Linked DNA regions of Homo sapiens: all the other regions are linked to region 5. Evidence: chromatin contacts called from ENCODE Hi-C or POLR2A ChIA-PET data. All regions are on one chromosome and are shown on one strand. Each heading gives the region's core, a stretch centred on a gene start or an enhancer-like site at or near the end of the contact. The rest is flanking DNA. Distances are from core to core; before and after follow the strand shown.

Region 1 (2,700 bases), core at 201-2,700, 3.5 Mb after region 5:
AATAAATTTCTGTTGGTTTAAGCCACTCAGTTTGGGGATAACTTATGGCAGCCCTAGCAAACTAATACATACTAAAGATACATACTAAATACTAAGCTGGGCCATATAGTCCAGTTTTCCTGAGACTCCCAGGCAAGTGCTGTTTTTCTTTGCTTAATATCCTACACCACTTTCTGTCTGGTAAAATTACACTCATTCTTTAAGATGCCACTGAAATAGCACCTCTTCAGCACAGCCTTCACTAAACTATCCCCCTCTCCATCTTGGTAAATTTAGTTACTTCCTCTTCTGTGCTCACATACTTTGTAGTATCTCTACATTTATGCTATAGGACTTGTTACACTATGTTGTATTACTTGTTTATGTCTTCCCCACTTTTCTGTGAGTGTCTAGAAATATGAGGATGTCTTGTTGGTCTATTTCCAGAACATAAGCACAGTGCCTGGCACATATTAAAAACGTAATAAATGTTTGCTGAATAAATAGTTTCTGTAAGTGGCTTCTCCAATCACCTCTGTGTTTTCGGGGAAGGTAAAACTGGCAACAGGATGAAGAATGGATTAGAGAGCAGAGGGCCTTTAGAAAGGGAGGCCAGTTGATGGAGTCTAGATAGAATCATGACTAGAGCTAATGAAAGACTGATTTAGCAGAGTGGCTGTGGTAATGGAAAGGAGGAAACCGTTGGGAGAAACACCACAGAAGCAGAGTGGGTTATATTCTCTGGGTGAGAGAGGGGGAGAAATTGAAGCTGATTCTGAGGTTTCAAGTCTGGGTGACTGAGAGGGTGACGATACCATTGACTGAGGTGGGGAAGGCAGGAAGAGAAGCAGAGTTGGGGGAAGATGGGAAGCTTGAAGCTAGTATTGTTGTTCCTCCATTTCTAGAATATTTTTGTATTATAAGTCACACTTCCTCGCCAGTCTCAACAGGGACCCAGCTCAGGCAGCAGCTAAGGGTGGGTATTCTGGTTTGGATTAGATCAGAGGAAAGACAGCTGTATATGTGCCCACAGGAGCCAAGACGGTATTTTCCATCCTCCCAAAACAGTAGAGCTTTGACAGAGATTTAAGGGTGACCAAGTCAAGGAAGAGGCATGGCATAGAACGGTGATGTCGGGGGTGGGGGTTCAGAACTTCCATTATAGAAGGTAATGATTTAGAGGAGAAGGTGGTTGAGAATGGTGCTAGTGGTAGTGAACAGATCCTTCCCAGGATCTAGGTGGGCTGAGGATTTTTGAGTCTGTGACACTATTGTATATCCAGCTTTAGTTTCTGTTTACCACCTTACAGCAGCACCTAATCTCCTAGAGGACTTAGCCCGTGTCACACAGCACATATTTGCCACACCCTCTGTAAAGCCCTGGTTTATAAGGTTCTTTCCACCGGAAGCTATGACAGAGGAAACGTGTGGGTGGGGAGGGGTAGTGGGTGAGGGACCCAGGTTCCTGACACAGACAGACTACACCCAGGGAATGAAGAGCAAGCGCCATGTTGAAGCCATCATTACCATTCACATCCCTCTTATTCCTGCAGCTGCCCCTGCTGGGAGTGGGGCTGAACACGACAATTCTGACGCCCAATGGGAATGAAGACACCACAGCTGGTGGGAAATCTGGGACTGGAGGGGGCTGGTGAGAAGGGTGGCTGTGGGAAGGGGCCGTACAGAGATCTGGTGCCTGCCACTGGCCATTACAATCATGTGGGCAGAATTGAAAAGTGGAGTGGGAAGGGCAAGGGGGAGGGTTCCCTGCCTCACGCTACTTCTTCTTTCTTTCTTGTTTGTTTGTTTCTTTCTTTCTTTTGAGGCAGGGTCTCACTATGTTGCCTAGGCTGGTCTCAAACTCCTGGCCTCTAGTGATCCTCCTGCCTCAGCCTTTCAAAGCACCAGGATTACAGACATGAGCCACCGTGCTTGGCCTCCTCCTTCTGACCATCATTTCTCTTTCCCTCCCTGCCTTCATTTTCTCCCCAATCTAGATTTCTTCCTGACCACTATGCCCACTGACTCCCTCAGTGTTTCCACTCTGCCCCTCCCAGAGGTTCAGTGTTTTGTGTTCAATGTCGAGTACATGAATTGCACTTGGAACAGCAGCTCTGAGCCCCAGCCTACCAACCTCACTCTGCATTATTGGTATGAGAAGGGACGAGGGGGAGGGGATGAAGAAGAGGTGGGTTGGATCAGAGACCAAGAGAGAGGGTAGCAAGTCTCCCAGGTACCCCACTGTTTTCTCCTGGGGTAAGTCATAAGTCGGTTGAGGGGAGATGAGGCTAGGCTCTGGATATCTGCAGTACCCAGATTGGCCCCACTGTTCCTCTTCCTTCCAACCTTTCTCCTCTAGGTACAAGAACTCGGATAATGATAAAGTCCAGAAGTGCAGCCACTATCTATTCTCTGAAGAAATCACTTCTGGCTGTCAGTTGCAAAAAAAGGAGATCCACCTCTACCAAACATTTGTTGTTCAGCTCCAGGACCCACGGGAACCCAGGAGACAGGCCACACAGATGCTAAAACTGCAGAATCTGGGTAATTTGGAAAGAAAGGGTCAAGAGACCAGGGATACTGTGGGACATTGGAGTCTACAGAGTAGTGTTCTTTTATCATAAGGGTACATGGGCAGAAAAGAGGAGGTAGGGGATCATGATGGGAAGGGAGGAGGTATTAGGGGCACTACCTTCAGGATCCTGACTTGTCTAGGCCAGG
Region 2 (2,700 bases), core at 128-2,627, 3.7 Mb before region 5:
TTCTTGTGTCTTCCTTTTCTACATAGACACAGTAACAATCTGATCTCTCTTATCCCCACAAAGGATCTAGCTCCTTTCTCTTTTCTTCATTTCCTGAGTATGAATTGCCCTTCCACTGTAGCTCAAAATGGCTGTAACATTTCAGACTGGAGGAAAAGTGATAATTCACTCTGTGTCTCACTTATAAATTTTCCTGTAGATATTTGGGGATCCAAACTCAGTTGAAGAAATACTAGTTTGAATGTCAGTTTAGTTACTAAAACTCCCTAGGAGAGGATTAGAAAGTCTAGTCTTGAATCCAAATGTTAACATCCCTTCAAATGTGGTTGGATAGCCTTTTCCTCCAACTATCACCATCACCACCACAATCCAGAACTCTGTGAAAAGAGATAAAGATTCAAGGGCCTTAAAGCGATTGTCCCAGGTTGGTTGTGAGGTAATTCTTGTACCTAAAGATACAAAATTTGAGTAAATGACTTTGTTCCTACAGCAGGTAGCAAGCCAGAAGGCTACTGCTGGGCTCATATTTTACAAGTACCTAAAACTAGTTGTTAGTTATGGGGCATGTTTACAAAGTGTTAACATCAACATATTTATGCCCATCTCCATATAGAATCTTCTTAATATAACTCAAGATAATTGATGTAACAAATTCACATCATGATCTTACCAATTTGGTTTTTAACATCAAAGTGCTGCCCCAGGCTTCAATCAGCACATACCAGACTGCTATGTCCCTTTTCTCCAGAAGCCATATTGAGCACCCCACAGCTCTAACACCTCAGAGCCTAGCCAAAGGCCAAGAACACTTGCCTGATCCCCCAAATTTCCAACACAGGACCATTGACAGCAAGCCCAGTCATTCCAGATCATCTTCAGTGGGACAAAAAAAGAAAACAACAGTTTTAATCCAATGGAGGCAATTTATTGTTATGAAGATTTCAGGAAACAAAGCTCAAAAAGGAACCAGAAAGGAAAAGGCTTTTTAGAATGTGGATAGAGCCACAAGTGTCATTAAGGAGAGAGAGAGAGAAACGGAGAGATGAAATTTATGTTACTTAAGATCAAGTTTCACATAATGCCAGTTATATTAGCATATACTGGCAGGATTATCTTTCCCCACCTACAAATAGTCTAATGACCTCACAGTCACAGAAATCACAGAGAACTAAGCTGAAGAGAGAACACTCGTCCCTGCTTCCCATCTTAGAGCAGCTGAATAATTTCCTGAGAATTCTATTCCTGAAGCTAGGAAGAAAAGTTTATTTATACATACACGCAACCTGCAAGTCTCCAGTTTCTATTCTTCCTTCCTCTTTGACCCTTCCCCTCCCCCACTTTGCACCAGAGAAGTCAGACTCCGGGAGTGCTTTAACAGTTTGAAGGCTAATCTGAAAGAGGAAGAAGAATCTGTATATCTGTATATATTGGCTAGCAAATGTGCCCTGCTCTCTCCCCTCTTAAAAATAGCAGCAACCCATCTTTGCAAAGAAGCTTGCCTATAGAGCAGGCACTCTGTGAATGGACTGTGCTTTTACGACCCTACAGGGTATCAAGATACTGTGCAGCTCGCCAACAAGGATTAATTGCAAGGACTGGTAGATCGAATTTACTGAAGACTTGGAGCTTGCTTCTGAGAACAAACGCAAAAGGACAGTAAACTGTGGACCTTGAAGTTAGCAGGTAAGGAGACTCAGTATTCAGTACTAAGACCAGAACAGTATGTAGTAAAATGTTGCTGATGGTAAATTTTAGCAAATTCCCAGGAGTTTGGGGATAAGTTATCTGCCTTGCCTGCTTTAAGTTTGGGTGCTAGTATGAATTCTTTCTGCTTTATTTCTTAGCCAGAAATCTGATAATATGATCAGTCTGTCAACAAATATTGCTCAGTGCTTCTGCTAGGGCTCAACGTGGCAAAATACAGAGGAGACACACTCCGCAAACCTCCTGTGCCTTTGTAATTTAAGCCAGAAATGTAAGATACATTTTCAAATCCCCATTTTGAGGGTTCAGTGGAGTTTCTCTAATGTAGTGACATTTTCCTTCAATATGGAAAATAAATATGTAGTAATTACTGAAGGTAAACCAGTGGAGAGTAAAATTTTCACAAGGTAGTTTCACATTTGTTATCCCACCTGAACCTTTCAACATCCTATAATTTAGACAAGGTAGGTGTTACTGTCCATGTTTATGAATGAGAAAATTGACTCAGAGAGGCTAAAAAATTTTCTTGAAACACACCGTACAACTAGAAAATGGCCAGTTCTGGCCAGAGACTGTAAAAATAAAGCTCTCTCAACTATAAATGAATAGAAGAAAATTGCATGATCTATTTAGTAACTCAGACACATCTGGTGTAGACTAAGTTTACACAGAGCCAAAGATTCATACATTTTAATAAAATCTTTAGCCAGGAACATTTTTCTACTTAGCGACAAAAAAGGCTGTTTTCAAGAGGAAACAAATGGGTTTGTAAGTTCCACCTACTGAATTCAGTGGTTCTGCTTTCCAGTATTCTGATTATTTTGAAACCTAGAGAGAAACTATGATACCATATGTCTAACAAATGATTATTTTAAAAGAAATTGTAACTAAATCTGGACTAGATTGTACACTGTTTTAAAAACAAAAATATTTATATTTTTACAATGCATTATAAAATACAAAGGACTGTATTACATTTAAAATACATTAGGAAAA
Region 3 (2,700 bases), core at 31-2,530, 3.1 Mb after region 5:
TTTTCAGTACCAAATGCTCGCGACTGAAGTGTCTAAAAGGGCAACCGCCTTGTACTTGTGCAGCTACACTCCAGTTGCTTTACAAACTCTTCAAGCAGGGATGGAAACTTAAAAGAATATTACACCCTGTGAATAAAGAGATACTGGGCTGAAGAATGGGGATGGCAGACCCAGAGGCGGCGGCGGAGGAATACATCGAGAAAGTAACACAAAGCGAGAATTGGGCGGGCAGGGTGGTCAACGCCAAAGCAGCAGCATCGGGGTGGTTTCTCCCCCAAGGATAGGAAGTGAACAGGGCTGGCAACCTCGCGAAGGGAAGGGTGTGGTTCCCCGCGGACAGGGTGGGAAATCCAGGCTGAGGGCAGCGGTGGAATTGGGCGATGGCAAAGGAAACCCCTGGAAATTTCCAATCTAAACCGGGACCGCTCAACCGAAAGAACACCAGAAAGGCACTGCCTAGCAGGGTGCTGCTCAATGTCCCCTCTTCTCGAGGTGACTTGTGGCACCATCGACGAGCTTTTGATCGTCCTCGGGTGATGCAAAGTGAGGATATGATTACATCGGAACGGCACCCCCGCCCTAGATTGGCAGAGAAGGACCAAATCTGGCTAAGGGGAAAAGACTGGGGGGGGAGATGAAGGAGGAGATGGAGGGGAAAAAGGAGAGGCGATGAGCTGGAATTAGGGGAGAAAACCGCTGCAAAGGAGTGAAAGGGCAGGGATTCCAATGCAGTCCATTCCACGACATTCTAAGCGCGCACGTGTGATAAAAGCGCCTGGAGAGAGTGGAATGCTAGAACATTTACGAAATAAAAACAAAGCAAGAAAGGCAGCAAAAAGCAAGCAAGGGAGGAGGAGGAAATGTTCGGGAAGCGGACAACAGCGGAAAACCCGATGTGATCAGATGCCAGTAGACCACGAAAAGCTTAGCAATGTCACTGATGTAATGGGGATGGTTCGAGGGAAGGGAGGGAAGGAGTGATACAAGGTAGAGGACGGCGCGAGACCCCAAGGGGGCATCTGCCAAGGTAGAACGGGACACCGGTACCTGTGCTGTCGGCCACGTTGCCCACGGAAGACGCCATCTGGAGCTTCTCGAGGGAGAGCAAAAAAGAGGTAATTGGTCCTGCTGCCGCCACTACCAGCAAGAACGTATTTGGAGGTAGTAGTACAAGGGCAGCAGCCGTAGCAATGCTCTGGAGGGCTTGAGCGGCGGCAGCAGTTACAGGCTTCAAACCCTGGGAACTCTAATTGACCATCTACCTAGTACGGTCTTGAAATGGCGGCGACGGCTCCTCGGCCGAAACAACATGGGCCGGAACTACTTTCTGTTACAATCAAGTGCCCGCGCGGAGGTAGCCGGTAACCAGCGCCGCCAACAAAATGACTTCAAGCTGCAAAGTCGAGATTCCATGTAGTCCTCCGCGCAGCGCCCATTGCGACAAACACCACGGTGGAGACCGCGCATGCGAGCAGCCCTGTCAACCCGACTCGTGGTTAGGGCACTCTCTGGGGCGGAAGCGGCCAAGTTTCTTAAGAGTGTAGCGGAAGGGTAAAAACAAACACACACGGGACGGATACGTTTTTGCCACCGCGATTAAGAAGAGTGTTTGTTACTTAGCAGGTGGTGTCGTTTTAAACATAAATGCCAAAGGCGTCTAAAAAAGTTTATCAACTGTATTCGTACAAAAACGGATGGTTACGACTCTCACGGATCAATTCTGAGCCAGTCAATTCAGAAGATTGCCTCTCAAAGACAGCTGCTCAAAACGAGGAGCGAGAGGGTTCCGATTTGAGCCCGTCTTCATTGTGACTCGGCCATCGATTTCAGCACTTCGATGAAAAAGACTGAAGCTTTCACAGGGCCAGTTGAATGCAGACACCTTCAATGTTGGCCGTATAGCCTGAAATTTCAAAATCGTTTTGGTATTCAGAATACTCCTGCCCACGGTGATAGGGCAAATGTTTAATAACTCAGGGACATGCTGGGCGTTTGCACTCCGAAGGCAGCCATAAAAATGTTAAAGGTGATTCACGTTCGTCAAAATCCATGACTCTCCTCGAGTTGTGACTTCATTTCCACCAGCTAGCTCTGCACATTGTCACAGTCGGCGATTCCACTGAGCTCAAAGCAGATCAACAATGATAAATGAATTCACTTGCCATCTGCCTAAACCACACGTCTAGATTGAGTCATGAATTGCCTCTACTTCCTTGAACAAATCGGTTCTTACGATCTTCCTGCAGTTTCAAGTCTACTGTTCAGACATTTTGTCACATTGGTATTTATACTTCACCTCTTGTTCTAGAAACGACTTAAGGTAGCTTGCCACATCAGCAAGAAAGTATTACAAGCCACTGGAGGCTACAAGTTGGATCTCTGAGAGCCTTTTTATTTCAAAAAGTCCTTGATCTAAGAAAGCAGGTCAATGAATTTCTTCAAAAAGTTTTTGCTACCTAGCCCCTTCACTACATTTTTTAAAACTAAGTCCTCAAATTCTGCTTAAATTTCTTCAAAACAGTCAACAAACAATTAATTATGGAAATGGCACAGAGAAAATTCATAATGCTAATTTCTTCCATCCCATAATCAAGAGTCACATCATGCAGTGAAAAAGACAAAAATCACTACACAAACTCTCCTGAAAATTGAGCACCAACCTCTTGTAATTTGATTTAACTGGTAAAACCTCCCCCCCGC
Region 4 (2,700 bases), core at 10-2,509, 3.2 Mb after region 5:
ACCTTCATCATTTACCAAGGCACCGTCAGTCCCGGTCAATTCTTCATTTGCCGTGAGTTCAGTGATCAGGCTGCCCAGCCCCAAAGCCCCCAAGCCTGCCAAGTGCTTCTTACATTCCTGAAAAAGGGACAGCACGAGTCGAAGATAACAACTAAACCTACGACTCCCACACCACAGGACTTATTTCCCTGGTCCACGACAAAGTCACAAATCCACATGAAAAATGACTGTGCAGTGTGCCAAAACAAGCAACACGTTCGAGAACTGTAATATACATCTACCAAACTCCGCATCGATCAGATCTTTATTAAAGCACCACAGCCAACTGCATCGCCCACACTTTAAAGTATACTACAAGAGAAGACGAATCAAATAACTACTGCCAAGACTGAATGAATGGAACGGTCGTTCTCGGAACGAGGGCCGAGGCAGGGGGATCAGTGGGATTGGAGGCGTCGAGGCGGGGCTCGTTCGGTCCCTGTTTCGCATGCGCCTGCGGCACAGGAGGGGCCACAGCGGCCGACAGCTTCACTCCTCAAGAAAACGGGCCTAAGTGAAGGCAGGGTAGTTTCACTAGGGCGCAGGACACTATTTCACGAAAGTCAGTGAAGACGCTGGGAGAGCCACCTAAAAGGCGCACTGTGACCAGGAGGCCCGCTCGGGTGCTAGGAACACCCCATTGTCCTAAGCCTGAGGCCGGAACCAAACGAGCGGGAGGCAGGTCCTGTCCAGTCCTCTGGCTCTATAGAGCCATCTCAGGGCAGCGATGTCAGAGGGGCAGGCAGTGTCAAGAATCTCCAAGCAGGTTACGGGTGGGAAGCCATCTCAGTAGGCGAAACCAGCATGTGTCCTACTGTCTGGTCGGCAGAGCGCTAGCTCCAAAGCCACTATTCCCTGCGCCCCTGGCCCCGGGCTCGCCTCGCGCTCTCTTCTGCCCACTCTCCCCCAGAACGATCACTCCCACGCCACGTTGCTCCCGCACCCATGAGGACGGGATCCTCCTCCCCGGCGTTAGCTGCGCCCTGTTCTCGCTGCCTGAGCACCCTCTCCTTTCCTCCCCGCACCTCCTTCCTCTGCTTAGCCCCACCCCCCGAGCCCTACCCCCACGCCCACCCCCTCACATCATCCAAGACGCTTTCCCCCTCCAGCTGCCCGGCTCCATTGATGTTGCCGAAAAGGAAACCCGCTAAAGAAAATGGGCCGCCTCCAGCGGAATCTTCGTCGCTGTCCGTGTCTGACATGATGGCGGCAGCAGTGATGGTAGCTGCTGTCCGCAGCAGCAAATCGCAGCCGGGTCCCATAGACCGGAAATAAAACAACAGTCGCCCAGAAGTGACTTACTGAGCTCCCTTACCCTACCAGCCTCTACCGGAAGCTCAAAACAGAGGGGAAAGGGAGGGGGAAGTGGGGAGAGGGGAGGGGGAAGGGGGGGAAAACCCGGAAAGACCGGCTATCCTAAGAGAAAGAAGTAACTACTTTACTAACGGCTTTTGATTCGACGCTACGGGATCAGGAGGATGGATATGTGGAAAGCGGTTGGTCAAAGAAAATATTCAGTCCCGCCCGCTCCCACTGCTCCGCGCGCGAGCTTTCTCACGGCACCGAATTAGAGCAGTGGCTCTTCCTCCAATCAGAAGGAGCTGCTCGAGTCACGTGGCTTACGCGCAGGCAACCTCGGGTTCCTGTACCACAATACCCGGAAGTAAGGGTAAGAGCCGGTCTTTGTGCTGCGTGCAATTTCACCGGTCCGTCCCAAGGAGAGACTTGACGTAAATTATACAGGCATTCCCGAGCTATGCAGGTTACTTGTTTTGAGTTGACATTTTTCCCTAGAAATTGATTTTTTGACCGGACGCGGTGGCTTACGCCTGTAATTCCAGCACTTTGAGAGGCCGAGGTGGGAGGATCGCTTGAGCCCACGAGTATGAGGCCAGCCTGGACAAGAAAGCGAGACTCCATCCATACACAAAATCAAAAAAATTAGCCAGATGTGGTGGCCAGTGCCTGTAGTCCCAGCTGTTGGGGGGTCTGAGGTGGGAGCCAGGAGTTGGAGTCTGCAGTGACCTGTGATCGGGCCACTGCACTCCAGCCCGCCTCAAAAAAAATACTTGTTCCCCCAACGTTTTATTTCGGAAAATGTGAAAGTTTAGTAAAATGAACAGCTGACCCCTCACCTAGACTCACAATGGTTAACATTTTGCTAGGATTTTTGTTTTTCTAAACCATTTATGGGCATCTTGTTCTTCACTCCTAAAAATAAGCATCTTAACTATGGAACCAAAGTACCTTTATCACAACTTTAGGAAGTAAGTCAATATTATTTAAGGAAGAGTCCGCACTTAAATTTCCCCAGTTGTCCTAGTTGGAACATTTTACGGGGTTTCGTCATGTTGCACAGGCTGGTCTCAGACTCCTGGGCTCAAGCAATCTGCCCGTTTCAGCCTCCCAAAGTGCTGGGATTGCAGCCATGAGCCAACACCCCGGCTTTCACCTTGCTTTTTTCACATATTATGATAATATAGACTGAAATAATTTCTTTACCACATCATAGCACTCTTCCTCATTCTCCCTTTTTTCCAATACTAGGATCCATTCACGTTTCATGCATTGTATTTGGTCATCTTCCTTTAGTCCAGAATCACCTGCCTTCTTGTTTGTTTTTCATGACACTAAATATTTGGAAGAATCCAGGCAAGTTGT
Region 5 (2,707 bases), core at 33-2,532:
TAGTTGAAGTAGGAAGAAGTTAGCTTTGTTGGAAAAACCGTAACAAAGCCAGCATAGCTGGCATGCTATTGGAAAACAGAAAAATTGGGAAAAGGAAAAGAATCTAAAAACTTGGGTAAGGTTTTCCTTTAACTGTGACAATGGGAGTGGCATGCTGTGTGGCGAGTTCCCTCAATTCTTTCAGGCATTACTACCTAAGAAAGGCCTTCTTTAACTGCCCTTTTACAAATCCCAACGTTATCAGATTTTCCCACCCTTTTACAATCACCGCCCTTTTTCGAATACTTTAGAGTTAATGCCTCAAAGTTATCAGTCTTTTAAACATCACGAATCCGTTTGTCCCTACAAGGAACTCTTCTGTCCCCCTTCCTTGATTTTTCTCCTTGGCATTTATCACTAACATGATATGTATTTATGTTTGATTTTTTCTAAATTATTGTCCCTGGCCCCTATAAAGACTCAAGAGAACTGGGATTTTGATCTGTTTTCTTTTTTTTTTTTTTTTTTTTTTTGAGACACAGCCTTGCTCTGTCACCCAGGCTAGAGTGCAGTGGCGAGATCCCGGCTCACTGCAATCTTCGCCTCCTGGGTTCAGCTATTCTCCTGCCTCAGCCTCCCGATTAGCAGAGATTACAGGCGCCCGCCACCACGCCCGGCTAATTTTCGTATTTTTAGTAGAGACTGGGTTTCACCATGTTGGCCAGGCTGGTCTCGAACTCCTGACCTCAGGTGATCCGCCCGCTTCGGCTTCCCAAAGTGCTGGGATTACAGGCGTGAGCCACCGAACGTGGCCTGTTTTCTTTCTTAATTTTGGTCTATTTTAATTTCCTAAGCAGCTACAATGGTGCTTGACATGCAGTTGGCACTGTGTAAATACATGTTGAATAAAACGCAGGCTACTTTTTGAACTGGTCTGCACGGATTGTGTGAACTGATGTGATGTCAGGGTAGACTAATATCACATTTCTCTCTCTCTGAAAATGTCTTCAAGCAGTCAGACCGTGACGTCCTTCAGTTTTCAAAATGGGAAAGCGAAGGTTCCCACAATTCTCAGAACGCAAATTTCTCGCCACAATTCAAAATGGCGGAGGAGGGTGGGGCCTGTCACATGGTGGGCGTCATAACAGCTTTCCTTTTCCAAACCGCCGCCCGCCTTGCCGCGTCGTCTGCCGTCCCCCTCCTCCTCCCGCGGAGCCTTTTCGAGGAATCGACTGGGATTGGCTAATAGGCTGGGAGTGGGGCTGCGGTGCCGGGACGCGGCATCATCACTTCCTGTTGTGGGCAGTCGTTTCCTGTCGCTGCTTGGTAACAATGGGGAAGATAATGGCTGCCTGAGCAACGTCTCCGAGCAGGCGCTGGGCTAGAGGCGGGTCTCAACCAGCTACTCATTGGAGGCGGGCTTGAGAGCGGCGGCCAGGGAGGTGCGGAGCAGCCTCGGCGGCGGCGGCCGAACCAACCGAGTCGGATCCTGACCCTAAAACCTAGTAAGTGAAGACTTGGGAATCCTGTGAGAAATGATGTAGAGCGAGAGGAAGACAGCGGAGCCGCGGCTGCCGCGTTCTCTCAAAATGGCCCGAGTGACGCGTCGTGGCAGAGGCTCAGCGCCGCCTCCGGACCCCAGGCCCGTTGCTGCGGGGGGCTCCGTGGCGTAGTCGCCGCTGCCATTTTAGTTGAGTGGTATAGTCGACAGGCTCTTTGAAGGGGAAGGAGGTGGGTAGTACTTCCTCTCGGTGGCCGCGCGAGCTGCAGCCCAGGCCCTCCGGAGCCTTAGGAAATCGGGGGAGGCAGTTTTTGAGTTTTGGCCTCAGGCGTCAGAATCTTAGAACGTCTCAGGCTTTTTCTTCTCTGTTCTCTGGAGGCTTCCCTGACCTCCCCGCGTTTTCCATGGCGGGCTTGGGTTTGGGAAAAGGGAAGTAAAAAATCAGGCTGCCCCAAGTGAGATGCTGGCAACTCTTGGGCCTTTAGATTTCCAAAACCTCATTTTGAGCCCTTCTGCAGGGTATTACCAATTAGGCGCCCCCTGGGGCCGCGATGACATCTTCCCTGAGGATCTGAGGCAAATGTGGTTTACTCCCTTGCTCGAATAACCCTGGCATATCCTTTGCCAGGTATCACTGGAAGGATCCCCCCGCAAAAGAGAGGGAAAAGCCGTTAGGTGTTTGTTGTGTTCTCCTGGATAAGGGATGGAATTGGGCCAAATTTTCAAGTTAATTTGTGTTTAATCCACCAACAACTCAATCCCTCCCCCATTAAAAAAAAAAAAAAAAGCCTAGGGGGGTCTCTGCTTCTGCAGACGGTACCTGCCACGCATGCCATAGCTTAGTAACTAGTATTAACCGGTTGGGCTTCTGCTTCCTGAATACTCGGTCCCTTTTTCCCTTATGCTGATTAATTTCAAGATGGAGGAGACAGCCACGTTCCTTCCCTAGACAGTTTCACCATACTTATTCCACAGGTTAGTCTGGGAATCTGAGGCCTAGCAGTCTTGTTATTGAGGTCATTTTTTTTTTCATTTTGGGGCAAGAGGAAGCAGTTGTATCAGATTGTCATCTTCCATTTGCAAGACCCCACAATGATTTTTTGCCAGAAGTAAGGAGCCCGCATTTCCTGAATCAGAATTAACCGCAGTGTTTTGGACTGATTGAAAGGGGGAAGAAATAATAAACCTACTGCTACTAATCATTTCTTTCATTCTTCGTGATTATAG

Evidence for each region. Hi-C counts contacts between places; a loop is a spot of excess contacts on that map. ChIA-PET counts read pairs that join two places held with the same protein, here RNA polymerase II (POLR2A). Pooled maps may share reads with other maps.
Region 1: a pooled map shows a loop between it and region 5 (15-fold over the local background). The contact joins the promoter of IL2RG here to the promoter of RLIM in region 5. A Hi-C loop is called at or near these places in 5 of 50 pooled maps.
Region 2: a map of naive thymus-derived CD4-positive, alpha-beta T cell shows a loop between it and region 5 (18-fold over the local background). The contact joins the promoter of CYSLTR1 here to the promoter of RLIM in region 5. A Hi-C loop is called at or near these places in 1 of 168 maps with a recorded cell type or tissue (naive thymus-derived CD4-positive, alpha-beta T cell) and 6 of 50 pooled maps. POLR2A ChIA-PET finds 5 or more read pairs at or near these places in 2 of 52 experiments (T-cell and naive thymus-derived CD4-positive, alpha-beta T cell).
Region 3: a loop to region 5 is called in a pooled map, with 25 times the contacts of the local background. The contact joins the promoter of OGT here to the promoter of RLIM in region 5. A Hi-C loop is called at or near these places in 10 of 50 pooled maps.
Region 4: a loop to region 5 is called in a pooled map, with 30 times the contacts of the local background. The contact joins the promoter of TAF1 here to the promoter of RLIM in region 5. A Hi-C loop is called at or near these places in 1 of 37 single-sample maps with no recorded cell type and 6 of 50 pooled maps. POLR2A ChIA-PET finds 5 or more read pairs at or near these places in 1 of 52 experiments (CD4-positive, alpha-beta memory T cell).

What each region holds. Positions count from the first base shown.
Region 1 is chrX:71,110,327-71,113,026 of GRCh38, reverse strand. IL2RG (interleukin 2 receptor subunit gamma) reads left to right here and starts at 1,450. Exons shown (of 8, transcript NM_000206.3): 1 at 1,450-1,602; 2 at 1,977-2,130; 3 at 2,339-2,523. The coding sequence starts at 1,488. RefSeq lists enhancers at 1,298-1,687, 790-1,989.
Region 2 is chrX:78,326,288-78,328,987 of GRCh38, reverse strand. CYSLTR1 (cysteinyl leukotriene receptor 1) reads left to right here and starts at 1,377. Exons shown (of 3, transcript NM_006639.4): 1 at 1,377-1,683. RefSeq lists an enhancer at 1,156-1,205.
Region 3 is chrX:71,531,684-71,534,383 of GRCh38, reverse strand. OGT (O-linked N-acetylglucosamine (GlcNAc) transferase) reads right to left here and starts at 1,280. Exons shown (of 22, transcript NM_181672.3): 1 at 1,048-1,280. The coding sequence starts at 1,084. RefSeq lists enhancers at 706-1,364, 1,190-1,529, 1,030-2,229.
Region 4 is chrX:71,364,916-71,367,615 of GRCh38, reverse strand. It overlaps TAF1 (TATA-box binding protein associated factor 1), which reads right to left and starts at 1,259. Exons shown (of 38, transcript NM_004606.5): 1 at 1,122-1,259; 2 at 3-117. The coding sequence starts at 1,241. RefSeq lists enhancers at 1-649, 1,168-1,217, 1,708-1,757, 1,926-2,495 and a silencer at 1,378-1,567.
Region 5 is chrX:74,613,199-74,615,905 of GRCh38, reverse strand. It overlaps RLIM (ring finger protein, LIM domain interacting), which reads left to right and starts at 1,282. Exons shown (of 4, transcript NM_016120.4): 1 at 1,282-1,484. RefSeq lists an enhancer at 1,358-1,677.